Linked DNA regions of Homo sapiens: region 1 is linked to region 2. A link is a contact called in ENCODE Hi-C data. All regions are on one chromosome and are shown on one strand. Each heading gives the region's core, a stretch centred on a gene start or an enhancer-like site at or near the end of the contact. The rest is flanking DNA. Distances are from core to core; before and after follow the strand shown. Region 1 holds the start of CXorf58 (chromosome X open reading frame 58). Region 2 has its middle 160 kb from the start of PTCHD1.

The links. A loop is a pair of places that touch in the nucleus more often than their neighbours do. Pooled maps may share reads with other maps.
Region 1: a loop to region 2 is called in a pooled map, with 3 times the contacts of the local background. The contact joins the promoter of CXorf58 here to the enhancer-like site in region 2. A Hi-C loop is called at or near these places in 1 of 168 maps with a recorded cell type or tissue (chondrocyte), 1 of 37 single-sample maps with no recorded cell type and 8 of 50 pooled maps.

What each region holds. Positions count from the first base shown.
Region 1 is chrX:23,906,511-23,913,013 of GRCh38, forward strand. It overlaps CXorf58 (chromosome X open reading frame 58), which reads left to right and starts at 1,496. Exons shown (of 9, transcript NM_152761.3): 1 at 1,496-1,819; 2 at 3,773-3,908; 3 at 5,247-5,346. The coding sequence starts at 3,793. It overlaps APOO (apolipoprotein O), which reads right to left and starts at 1,428. Exons shown (of 9, transcript NM_024122.5): 1 at 1,184-1,428. The coding sequence starts at 1,192. RefSeq lists a silencer at 828-997 and an enhancer at 1,178-1,387.
Region 2 is chrX:23,492,246-23,499,830 of GRCh38, forward strand. No RefSeq gene overlaps it. Among named protein-coding and RNA genes, the nearest start is that of PTCHD1, 160 kb to the left of the region's middle. Within about 2 kb of position 2,071, at least 2 of the 41 ENCODE cell types and tissues checked have a DNase peak (open chromatin) inside an H3K27ac peak, as active enhancers do.

The DNA.
Region 1 (6,503 bases), core at 246-2,745, 410 kb after region 2:
CACATATAGTTAAACTGGCCACAGCATATCTTTCCTTGTTGTAACCCTGAAATGGAGCTGAGCTCCTAGCACATAACAGGTGTTTAACACACAAATTTATCAAATGAATGTTGATTATAGGATCTGTCTTCCTGACTAAACTGTGAGCTGCCTGAAAACAGAGTAAGAGCAAATACTAGGCCTTTTCCAAGTGCTTTACACATACCAACTTACTCCTTATAACAACCCTATGAGGTAGATGTTATTACCCCAACTTCACCAAAGGAAGATAGGCACAGTGACTTGCCCAAGGTCACACAGCTAGAAAGTGGCAATGCCAGGACTAGAAGGCAGAATGCATGTTCTGATTTTACAGCCTTTATTAACGTACCCAAAGCACATTGCAGAGCTCAATAAAACTTTTAAATGAATAGTACAATTCTGAGATTTCATTAGCACTATTTTATGGGTACTATGCTTCTTGAAGACTCAATTTTGTAGATTAATTTCTGGTAGCCTGTGATTTTTTATGACAAAATACATATAATTTACTTTTTAAAAAGTAGAATAATGGCTTTATGCTAAAGTGCAGATTTTCGAAATTAAGTCTTCATCGTAAAAGTCGATTTTTTTCCAAAGGACACGAGTTCACAAAACGCAGGGAAGGGGGTCCACTGGCCCGTATTAAATAATGTTCCCTGAGGAGTGGAGCAAAGCTCCAGCTTCCCTCGTCACCCAGCCATCCCACCCCAGCCTCCCCCATACCCTGCACAGCTTCTCCTAAAATGACCCTCCCCCATCCACACATCAGGTTCTGAAACCTGACCCTGCCAGGCAACTAAAGCCGCGAACCCCACAGTGCCCTGAGCTGGCCTCACCCTACCCACGATCCCAAGAGGGTACTAGCCGAGGGGATGGGTACTTTGGGGGAAGGCACTTTAAATTTTCAAAGTGTTTAATTCACGAAAGCACAACCCAAAGGGCCGCCCCCACCCACCCGGGGGTCTCCCGCCTCCGCCCGGCAGCCGCTCATCCCCAGTAGACCAGTGAATGAACCGCGGGGCCGGGACGCAGCCGGCCCAGTGGCGGGAAAAGCCTCGGGGTGAGCCAGGCCTGGCTGCAGAGAGGCCCCAAGAGAGCGCGGGGAGGGCTCGGGCGGCCGGGAGGGGGCGGTGACAGCTGTGACTCGACTCCACGCTCTCACCTTGAACATGTCGCTGGCAGCGGAGGCTCCGGCAGGGTCACCCCGGCCTCGGCCACGCCCACTATAGAGAGGTGACTACGGAGGCCCGGTAGGGCCTTGATTTCTCCAACCGCAAGCAGGCAGCGGTGCGGGTGACGGCCGTACTGCAAACTCGGTGCGGCGAAGGTTTAGTTCAATCACCCGGTTCTAGAAGCCGCGTCGCTGAGCCGCAGCGCGTCGCGCCCGGGCAGCGGGTGAACGCAAACCCCGCCCTCCAGGAGGCTCCGCCCCTGCGCCGGCGGTTGCTAGGCGGCAAGAAAGCGCCGGCTCTGTGTGGACGGTACGCGGAGGCGCGAGGAGGGAGGCGCCTGGCGTTGCCGCGGCGCTGGGAAACTGTCTTTGCAGCGGCGACTGGGCGCCCAGCGGCGTGTACTGGGATTTCTGTGAGCAGAGGCTGCCGAGAGGGGGCGCTTGGAGGGCCACCGGCGGCTTCGAAAGCTTCGCAGCCGGAAGCCGCCGGTTGGCGGCCTGGATTTACCTTACGAAAGGTTTTAACCAAGGACTTGAGGTTTCTCAGGTTTTAAATTTAAACTAATATGCTGTGTCCTTTAATCGGAAAAGGCTCTGACCTTATTTTTTCCCGTTAAGAAACAAGCGGTAAGCCTCCTCTCTGGAAATCAAATGTTTGTCCCTTAATACTTGTAGAAGTAACTGATAATGGCAATAATTATCTTATTAACAAGAGTAAACAAGCACTGATACAGCACTTTGATATGCGCAGCCCTGATCTAAGTTCTTTATTCACATTCATCTAATCTTTCCAACAACGGAAGTAGGTGGGCATGATTATTATTCCCAATACATAGATGAAGAAACTGAGGCACGTAGAAGTAATTTGTACAAGACCACATAGGAAGTGGGAAGCTAGGATCCAAACCCATTAGTCTGCCTTTGAAACCTGTGTTCTAGCCAAAACAATTGTTGCACTGTCTCATAATGAGGATGTATTTCCTATTTCATTCTGTATTTCTGCCCTAATCCTATAAAAAGTGTAAGCCCCATCCAGGCGAGCATCTGGAAAAATTTAGAATTTGTACAGTGACGTGCCACTGCCCTCCAGCCAAAGACCACTAGGGGCACACCTGTAGTTGAAGAAATTGGGTTTCTCATTGCTGCAAGGAGAACGCACACGTAGGAACACAGTGACATATTTCAGTAAAAGAGTTAGATTTATTATAGGATTTGGGCTTTGGTTCGGTGATTTTGGGGCGAGTTCAAGGAAGCAGGAGCTTTGCTCTGGATCGGGTGTTGTTAGGAAGCAGTGGTAACACCAAGGCCCAGCTGTGACTGCCAGCCTTGGTGTTAGTTAAGCCCAGCTTAGCTCCCAGATGTTAAGGGCTGCTTTTCTCTTTCTTAAGAGGATTGTATATTCCAAGGCATCCCCAAGGAGAAATACTGAATAGACTCAGAAGGCTCTCTGCATCAGCAGTGTAACGTCACACATACATAAAAATGTGAAACATATTGATAAATTAGGGCAGAAGTTCTTAATTCAGGGGGTATGTGAACTTGTATGGGGGAAAAAATGACAACTTCATTTTCACTAACCTCTAACTGAACTTTGTTTCTTTCAATTATAGTGTAGATAACAAGCCACAGTAGTATTAACATTGATGACTTTGTCATCAATGGAAAGCACAGATATTTTCATGTTACATTGCAGTCATGTCAGGGATCTTGAAATATTTATGCTCGTTACTACAAAAATACAGTAGTTATTAGAGCTCATTTAATGCATTAAGAAGACACATTTACTATAATTTTGTTTTAAAAAATATTTTGATGATTTCAATATAATTGGAGCACCTTGTAATCCTATGTATTTTATGTTATGCGTTTTAAAACCAATTCTTAGAAGAGATCTGTCCATAGGGGTCCATGGCACCAAAAGAAATGATAAAGAGCCCCTGGTTTAGTAACAGAGACCAAGCAGTGAGTAAGAATTTGGGAGCTGCATCCAAATTGGAGCATTACTGCATCCAAACTCGTTGCTTTAAAGAATAGAAAGTTGGAGGTGGAATCAGAAATTTAGTGTATACCCTCTCACTTTACCAAGGAGGGAACTGAACCACTGAGAGGTTAAGTGACTTGCCCAAAGTCTCACTGCTATTTGGTGATAAAACTGGGACAAAACGTTTTTAGACAAACATGTAAAAACTCTCCACTGTGCTAGGCACTGAGGACTCTGTAGTTAACAAGATGCCTCCTGCCCTCAATGAGCTTGTTGGTAGACAGCTGGAGAGTGAGGAGATTGAATTATTGAGTTAAAAAGTTAACTCCAGGTGTAGTGTGGAAGATGAATAAGAGGAGAAAAAGACTGGAGACAGACCAGTTAGAAGGCTATGGATAGATTTACTTGTCTTTTCCATATACCATATAATATTTTTAGTACACAAAGAATGTAAACTGTAAGCAACTTTAAGAGATCCACAATGCCTTCCTTTTTAAAGGATTCAGAATTAGTACAACAATCATATGGCACTTGAGTCTTGTCCAAACAGTGTAATAGTATAAATTATGACCTCAAAGGGTTAATTTATGTACTTTCAGATTACTTCATTGGAGGGAAAATGAATCGTTCCTCAAATGTACCACGTAAAGGTATTCTGAAATCAGGTACAAGATCCTTACAAAAAGTTCGCAGAGTACATTTCGCAAATGCACGAAATGCAAGATCATTACTATCGTAAGTACCTGTGTTTTGCCTTGTGTTATCTTCCACAACTGTACAGTTTCCAAACAGTACTTATTCAGATAACTTCAAATGCTTCTTGTTTTGTAAATCAAAGTTTTTGTGTTTTAAAATTACTTTCAAATTGAGTAATTATAATTGCATTTTCTAATTTACAAAGCATATTAACACACATCTACTTGATCCTGATACAACCTTGTGAAACAATTTTTACATTTTATAAATGAAGTAGTAGCAACCGGGAGAAGGTAAGTGGCTTGCAGAAAGTTATCAGCTAATAAATGGCATCAGATAGGATTCAAAGGTTTGTTTCCACACTTCAGGCTTTTTCCTTTCTTTTTTTTTTTTTTTTTTTTTTTCAGACAGAGTCTCACTCTGCCACCCAGGCTGGAGTGCAGTGGTGCGATCTCGGCTCACTGCAACCTCTGTCTCCTGGGTTCAAGCGATTCTCCTGCCTCAGCCTTCCGAGTAGCTGGGATTACAGGCATGCACCACCACGCCTGGCTAATTTTTATATTTTCAGTAGAGACGGGGTTTCACCATATTGGCCAGGCTGGTCTCGATCTCCTGGCCTCAGGTGATCCCACCCGCCTCGGCCTCCCAAACTGCTGGAATTACAGGCGTGAGTCACTGTGTCTGGCCTAGCCTTTTCTTCTTTATATCTTGTAGCCTGCATTTTGCCAGCCAATGGGTAGCATTATGCAGGAGTACCTGTCTTTGTACATAGCGCTGTAAGGGGTAATGATGGGGTGAGAAGGTATGAAGGAGGAGACCCCTACAATCTGCCAGTGCTGGGATATGATCAAAAGTAGAATAATTCCGACTTGACCTGGATGAGCCTGGTTCAAGCAAAGATCAGAGAAGGAAGTTTCTTTTTCTAGGGCATAGTCATCCACCCCCAGAAGAGAACTGGGCCTCCTGTAACTTTGACTATTCCCCATTCCATTTTCATAGCACTTGAACTAGTTGGACGTTTCATTTTAGGTCGTGAATGTTTTTGGGAAGTAAGCTTGTCTCCTCATACTTTTTATTTATAATATACATGCCTCTTAATGATATATTTATATTTTATATGCCTTTTGATGACAAAGTTTTGGCCAGGACTTTTTTTTTTAATCTCAAGGGAAATCTCCTCAAGTATTTCATATCCTCATTCTGAGTAGATTCTGCAAATGACCACTTCCAATTACCACATCCAAATGTTCCTCATTAGGTCAGTCTTAGAGTGGGGGATGGGGAGGTACAGGAGGAGGAAGCATAAATTGATAGTTCTCTAAGGTTTTAGGAAAATGAAAACTACTTTATAAATATTAACCTCTTTTTTTCTCTCAGAATGCTTAAAGACATTTCAGCTCAAATAATACAGAGGGCTTGGTTATCTCATACAAACAAAATGATATTTCGACTCCTAAAACACGCAATTTGTGCAGCGGTATGTATTTTGCTTATTTTTTTCTCTGAGGGATTTAATTATCAAGCTAAAAGATCTATTAATTAAAGATCGAATAGATAACCTTCTTTATCTCCTCTTTTTTTTTTTTTTTTGAGAGGGAGTCTGGCTCTTTCACCCAGGCTGGAGTGCAGTGGCACAATCTTGGCTCACTGCAACCTCTGCCTCCCAGGTTCAAGCGATTCTTCTGCTTCAGCCTCCCAAGTAGCTGGGACTACAGGCACCTGTCACCATGCCTGGCTAATGTTTTGTATTTTTAGTAGCGATGGGGTTTCACCATGTTAGCCAGGATGATCTCGATCTCCTGACCTCGTGATCTGCCTGCCTTGGCCTCCCAAAGTGCTGGGATTACAGGCGTGAGCCACCACGCCCGGCCCTTTCTTTATCTCTTCTATTTGGATCTAATAATATCACGTGGAGTTCTGGAATTGTTTCTTCTGTTAGCCCTAGATGAGTATTTCTGGATTTTTTAAAATGTGGATGACTATTACTTTTTTCTGAAATTAATATACTGCTTGCCTTGTTTTGTTTTTAAATTTGATTCCTTATTTGAAAATGTGAGACAGTTCTCTTCCAACAATAAAAAGCTCCGAATCTGCAAGGTGCAGCATCTCACGCCTGTAATCCCAGCACTTTGGGAGGCCAAGGCAGGGAGGGCCAGGAGTTCGAGACCAGTTTGGCCAACATTGAGAAACCCTGTCTCTACTAAAATACAAAAAAATAGCCAGGCGTGGTGGCATGAGCCTGTAGTCACAGCTACTTGGGAGGCTGAGGCAGGAGAATTGCTTGAACCCAGGAGGTGGAGGTTATGGTGAGCGGAGATTGCGCCACTACATTCCAGCCTGGGCGACAGTGAGACTCTGTCCCCCTTCAAAAAGCTCTGAATTAAAAGTTCCCTTACCTTTTATCCAGCAATTTTACTTCTAAGAATCTGTTCTACAATACATACACAATTTGATTGCACCGTTGTTTGTAACAGCAAAGGGAGTAAACTGTATAATATCTATTGATATGATGCTGGTTAAATAAGTGTTGCTGCTTTTATAGTGTTAAACTTTGCAGCTTTAACATGATTCTGCAATAGAAAGGAAATGAAGATAGCTCATCAGTTAAAAAAGCAAGCACCAGACAGTATGAAG
Region 2 (7,585 bases), core at 821-3,320:
GTATATTTAACTTTGTATACACAATATTATATTATACTACTACAGGGGCTAAGGGAAAACTCCCCCTTTGACCTCTGAAATTTCACTGAAAAATTAACTGATAAAAGGCAGATTAATAGGAGAAATGGCATACAAATGTATTAGCATGCACAGGGGAGAATCGCAGAGTGATTACTCAATATCTCTCATAGGGCCCAGATAATTATATAGCATTATTTCAGAGGGGAGCAGGGAGATGGGGAATATAGGTAATTCTGTTGAGGGGCAATAAGTGATTTGCTAGGGAGAATAAGTGGATCGAGGAATGGAGATTAACTTGTAAGAGTTTCTCTTAGAAAACTGAATGAGCCTGAGAGATAGACACTATTTTGTGAGAGGGTCTGTTCAGTCCTGGTTACATTCTTGGTCTTTTCCACAATAAATAATGAGACAACAGGGAATGGAAGGAAGAACAATTGTTCTCCTTGGTGGGTCCTTCTGGTTTTTATGCAGATAAGGGAAAAGTTTCTTCCAGTGTCTGTTGGTCTCTAAGAGCCTTTAATTCAAATTACTCATTTTAGCAGGGAGCCATATTGGGGGATGAAGATCCCTGCACTCCTTCAGTATATTATATTAAAATGTTATGATTGGAAAAAGCTGGAGGTAGATACACAGATATTCATTATATTTCTTCTTTTTATATGTTGGAAATACTGTTTAATTTTAAAAAGGGAAAAAACTTATTTAAAAAATTGTATACATTCTCCATATAAACCTTACCAGTTTCTCACAAATATTTCTGTAATACTGCTCTTTAAAACTCAAAAAAGCCTACATGTCCTGCAACGTAGATTTTTTAAAAAGACCTTTATCTCAGAAATGTCATATGTTCTAGAAAAACCCCAAGACCTTAGAATTCATTTTTAAACTAAAATTTCAAAGATGCAGGAGGCTCCTAACCTCGTTTTCTCTTTGTATTTCCAAAGATCTGTCATGCCCTTTTAATACAATGCCTTCTTTATCCCCCAAAGAATTCCTGCTGCTTAACATCTCTGTGAAACCCCTATGGTGCTATGAAGTAGGGGAAATAAAATATGCTCCCCTTGGAGGAAAAGTGTGTGTCCATAAGAAGTAACTTACCTCTTGGAGGCAAAACACACCCATTTCACTCCCAGAAGAAGATTGTATGCTTTGTCCTGTCAAAATGTAGGACTGTGTATGGGGAAGGTGGAGAGGGAGATAAAATTTGAGAAGTTAATGAATCAGGAGGCATGGAATATTAGAAAAAGCACCGGGACTGGAGCCAGCTCCACCATGTATTAGCTGCATAGTCTTGGACAAGCTGTTTTAGTGTCTCTACATTTCAGAGAAGTTGTAATAGGTTTATATCAGTGGTCTTTAATCCTGACTGCACCTTAGAATTCCTGGAGATCTTTTTAAAACTTCTAATGCCTGGGCCCTACCCCATTCAAAAATCCCTGGGATACATCTGAAGCAAGGACCATCCTTAATGCTCCTCAGGTGATTCTAAGCTGCAGCCAGGGTGGTGACCCACTGGTTTTGTAACTGTCCAGTGGATTCATTTTGCCCACTGCCCAAATAGAGCTGATTTATCAAGACACAGGAATTGCAATAGAGAAAGAATTTAATTCATGCAGAGCCGACTGAATGGGAGACCAGAGTTTTATTATTACTCAAATCAGTTTCCTAATCTCAGATACTAGGGTTTTTCAAGCATAGTTTGACGGTAGGGGGCAAGGGAGTGGTGAGTTCTGACTGGTTGGGTCAGAGATTATATCACAGGAAGTCCTCTTGAGCTGAGTCAGTTCCTGGATGGGGGCCACAGGAACAGCTGGCAGGCCCAGGTGGAGCCATCGGTGGTCAGAAATGGAAAAACCTGAAAAGATATCTCAAAAGGCCAGTCTTAGGTTCTACAATAGTGATATTATCTGCAGGAGTAATTGGGGAAGTTGCAAATCTTGTGGCTAATTTGTTAGTCTTACAAAGGCAATCTGGTCCCCAGGCAAGAAGGGAGTTTGTTTTGCGAAAGGGCTGTTATCATCAAAGTTAAACTATAAACTACATTCCTCTCAAAGTTAGTTTGGCCTGTGCCCAGGAATGAACAAGGGCAGCTTGAAGGTTAGAAGCAGGATGGAATTGGTTAGATCAGACCTATGAACTATCATAACTTTCTCACTGTTATTATTTTTGCAAAAGTGGTTTCAGTCTAGATCTTGAAGGTCCCCTCCAGCTTATCATTCTACTTGGATATACCTGTAGGAAACTGTGGTAGCTATAATTTTTGCCTTCCTAACATGCTTCTTCCATAGCTTCTTCCAGTCATAACCACCTTCTGTTGGAAAACATGTTCTATGTAGTTCTGTGGGGTTAATGCCTCCCTCATCTGACATTCAGCACTATTCCAGTTTTATTATACTAACTACAATATATACTGTAGCAGGACAAGCCGCAGACAAAACTCCTCAGATATCGAGTTAAAGAAGGAAGAGGTTTATTTGGCCGGGAGCATCGGCAAGACTCCTCTATCAAGAGCTGAGATCTTCGAGTGAGCAATTCCCGTCCCTTTTAAGGGCTAACAACTCTAAGGGGGTCCACGTGAGAGGGTCGTGATCCATTGAGCAAGCAGCGAGTACATGACAGGGGCTGCATGCACCGGTGGTCAGAGTGAAACAGAACAGACCGGGAAGTTTCACAATGTCTTTCTACAATCTATAGATAAAATCAGTTGCTAGGTCAGGGGTCAAATTTTAACTACCAGGCTCAGGTCAGGCAGGCCCAGGCCTGGTTTCGGGCCTGGTTCCTTGGTTTCGGGTCTGGTTCCCAGGCGCCAGACTACCTGCCTTTTAGTTTTGCTTCTCTTTCCTTTTCTGAGTATAAAACAATATAAAACAACATGAGAGGGTCTGTCTCTCTTCTCTCAATACCATAAAGAACAATCAAGCAATAGTTATAGCTGTACCCAATGAACACTAAAAATCTTAAGAGTTCACAGCCTGAAGGACCCAAATAAAACAACCTAAGATCATAGTTTTTTGTTTGATTTTTTTCTGAATTGGGCAAGAAACATATAAAGATATATTCAGTGATCAAATCCCTAAGATTCTATAAAGCTCTATTTATGACAATTGCCTGCTCCACAAAACCCCTAAACTTTTTTCTGTTAAAGAACATTTACAGAGTGGGCATTCAAACCCAGAAAATCTGAATCCAGAACCTCTACTCTGAACTACAAGCCCATATCATCCCAGAATAATGGGATATGCTATTTATTTGCCTTGGGATTAATAGAGGGTAAATAACCCTTTCAGAATCATTACTGGTGATATAAAAAATTTAGCTATGCTCCTCAATTTAAAATATTGCATTACATTTTAAATTACTGTATTTAAAAACAAAATGTTACCATCTGGATATTCCTTTAACTTCTACAAGTAGGGAAAACTCATATTTAAGTCATTTGTCCTCAGGCCACTTTTGTCTTAAAGGTCTAATCTATCTCGGCTGGGTGCGGTGGCTCACGCCTGTAATCCCAGCACTTTGGGAGGCCAAGGTGGGGGGATCACCTGAGGTCGGGAGTTCGAGACCAGCCTGACCAACATGGAGAAACCTCGTCTCTACTAAAAATACACAATTAGCCAGGCATGGTGGTGCATGCCTGTAATCCCAGCTACTCGGGAGGCTGAGGCAGAAAAATCGCTTGAACCCAGGGGGTGGAGGTTGCAGTGAGCCGAGATGGCGCCATTGCACTCCAGCCTGGGCAACAAGAGCGAAACTCCGTCTCAAAAAAAAAAAAAAGAAAAAAAAAGTTCTAATCTATCTGCCATAAATTTACCCTCCAAGTCCAGATAACCTATGGCTCAGTTTGTCTCACTCCCTCTGACCACTTCGGTAAACACTTGAGACCAGGAAAGGAAATATACTAGATGCTGTATTTAGCTTCAGAACTATAAATTTCTTGTGGTTATGTGAAGTGATAACATTTGTGGAAGCTGAGTGAAGGATATAATGGAATTCTTTGTATTATTTTTGTAACTTTTGCTAAGTCTGAAATTATTTCAAAATGAAAAAATATTTAATTTAACATCATGTAGTCATTCTAATAAAAACACTTTGACACAACTGTTTAGGGGGAAATAGCAAAAAAAAAAAAAAAAAAAAAAAAAAATTAAAAAGGCCAGAGCTACATTTTTAACATAAAATTGAAAGTTATATGAAAGGTACATAAAACTATGTGTAACCAGACTTGTTTTTATTCACTATTCACATCAGAGAAGACTTGAGGGAATGGTTACTTCAGAATTAATCTGTAATAGATCACTCTCTAGACATTTTCTACATTTGTTTCCCCTTCAGTTTCAGTGTCATCTAATCCCTTCACCATGTATATAAAGCTTTAGATAAAGAAAGGAAACATTAGAGAAATACTAGATAGACACCCATGATGAAGTTGAGGCAAAAATGTCTCAAGAGGACCAGCAGAAGGAGTGGAAGATAAAGAAGAAAAAAGAAAGTCAGTGCACTTGGTCCCAAAGTTGAGGGAAAAAAAAAAAGATGTTGCTGCCCTCTATTCCTCCCTCCTTCCTAGCCCCCAATTAACTCATCATTCCTAAAATGCTCTCATAAAATTCTAACCAAATTCAATGTGGCTAATAGTTTTCATTTCCTACCAACTGCTAGGAAAATGTGGTCCCTCAGTGAAAACATCAACAAATCTCTTAATCTTGTAAAAAAATTAATCTTGTAAAAAGAGAATGTAAAATGTTTCCAGTTTGAGACCTGTCCTCATAAAACACACCTTTTTTAACCTCTTTAGAGAAAGTAAACTCAGTTGGGGGTATAAATAAACAATGGTTTCAACCTTGAAAGAGGGACTATTGCATAAATTAAATAAACCTTAAAATTAATTTCAAAATTAAATAAAAAGTATGCTCTTTTCTAAATAAATCAAATCAGTACTTTGTTAATCTGTTTAAATTATTACTTTCCTTAGTGAAGAGAAACTAGACATTTCAAACCTGGTCATGGATCCTATTCCTAACTGTCATATCTCCACAAGCAGGAAGATGCTAATTAAACAAACTCAAGGAGCACTTTGGAACCCACTCTTCACTTTTCAGTCTTTATCAGTTGAAGATGTCATATTTTGGAAATTTACATTTCCATCATACATTATGTTTAATACTAAGTTCATTTTTGCAAAATGGCCAGTAGATGACAAGCTTTGACATAATTTGCAGATCACTGAAAGGACTTTCCCCCTCATTCCTCTCAGTGTTGTCTTTTGGTATGATTGCGTCTCCATGATGAGGGAAGGGACTCATCTAAGCCAAGATGGGTGGCAGCATTTAATGTATCCATGGTCCCTGCCAAGAAAAGCCATGAACACAAAAATGTCATTCAGACCAGAGGCCTGAAAAGAGATGGAAAACCTCTAACAGTCTAAGGAATAGACCTAGGAAAATAAAAAGGCTCTTGTCTAGGCCTAAGTAAATACCAAATATACTTTATAAAAAGAGCAATGATCCAGAAATGAGATCTAGGTTCTGGCCTAGGCTCTGCTACTAGTTGGATAAGTTGTATTGAGGAAATTTTGCATTCATTTTTAAAGGGTTGATATATCTTCTTAAGGTCATTTGTGGAGCTTAGGACAACAATCGTGAAGTTAGATAAATTTCAAGGTATATATCCAACATTAGCATTCTGTGACAGTATGAGACTATACAAACCTTTGAAGCATATTACTAAATAATACCAGACTCTTATTAGAGTAGGTTTGGACCTGAGGTTTGAAAGCCTAAACCAAACAATTTTCACCAGTGTTGGGACTCAGAAAACAATACCTCAAAATGAAAGCCCCAGAAGCAGTCTCAGAAGCAAAAGCTTTTCTCTGACCTTTTCCTGCCCATCTGTCTCTCAGTCTTATTTGCCTCCAGGGCTAGCCATTGAAACTAATATCTCTCTTACCCAAGGCAAGTTACAGAAATCAGAACCCCTTTTTTCCAAAGCTAGTCATAAACCTAAAAATATTACTCTAATTTTTCCTTTTCCTCTTTATATAAAAACTAGCTATTAACAATTATCTGAACTACCTTAGGAAGGAATGCGTGCCCTGAGAGATCAAGAAAAATCGAGACAGACAAACCTTGATGGGTTCCCCCATTCAATCTTTTATCATTAGGTCATACTCTTTCCCTCCAATCATATTTGGACATGGCTGTCCATACCTTGTTGAACTGAAAAATGGGCAATTTTACCTTTACCTTTGGGTCTTCATTCTGAAGGCTGCCACATATACATGTTACATAAATTTATATGCCTTTTCTCCTATTAATCTGCCTCATGTCAGTGATTTTTCAGTGAACTTTTAGGAGGGCAATGACTTTAGCTCCCACAGTTTTGGTGCTATGTGCAGGGTCACCAAAGCTGCTCTGCTCTTCCGAAAGCCACCGTAAAAAAAATCCAGAACTTGATCAGCTGGTAATAGGGTAAAAATCTCTTCCCAGTCAGGCTCTCAACCTCTTTCTCTGTGCAATCTGGTTGAACAGATGATATAAATCACTGTTCGTCTCCTGTGAGATTTTAATTAATGGGAAAAAATCATTATGACTAGTCTTGGGGTTCCAGTGCCTAGTCTCTGGTGTACTTTTTGATACTTTCTGGTTATAAATATTCATATTGTTTAATCCATTTCCTCCCAGAAATAGTCTTTTCCTTTGTCTTTTTCTTTCTGTATTGTTCTGTCATAAAGAGGGGTACCAGATAAAGTTCCTTCTTCTCTAGTTTTATGTCCTTGAGAATTTGACTTGCGATCAAGTGGGGGAACTCTCTTGATCTTCACCATATGGGGCCATGATTTTTGGGTGACATCAGGTGACCAGTCTAAAAATGGCTGGGAACACAAGATTTTTTTTGTTCCAAATGTGCCAAGCCCTCAGGAGGGTTTGTCATACAATGTCCCATCCATAAGGAGCTTTTGTCTTCTCAACCCTTATTGCCTAGTTAATACTAAAAAAGTCCAATCCCAGGAGGGCCTACCCAGTGTCACAGATTAAGGGACCTGTGACTGGCAGTCCCCCCACACAAATCTGTGGGTTATCAGAGGCAAACACCACCCTTAACTGTCTGTGACAAGAGTCATTTGCTATCTCAGCCTATTCCTGAGAGTACATTATTTTGAGAGAGAACTTTAAAATTATTCCTTCTATGCCTTAAAATGACATCCCAAACTTTACATAAGAGACTTTTAAATAGAGTTGCTATTAAAACAAACTACACCATTAAAAATTCTAGTTGTCAATGGCCAAAAGAGAAATCCTTTAAATTTGACTAAAATTCTTAATTAAAAAAAATTTAGAGATCTCTCATTCTAAACAATTAACTTGTATTTATGACAAGGTCAGTTTTTTAAAAAGATACATAATAGTATCATGACTAGCCTTAAAAATTCTCTTAACTAAATTAAAAATCAAAAACAAAAAGCTAACCTAAAACAAAGTTAAAAATCCTTTATGAAAAATCCCCCGAGGGAATAACAACAGAAGCCATGCTGCCTTGTGCTCTAATAGACAAAATTCCACACTTTTAC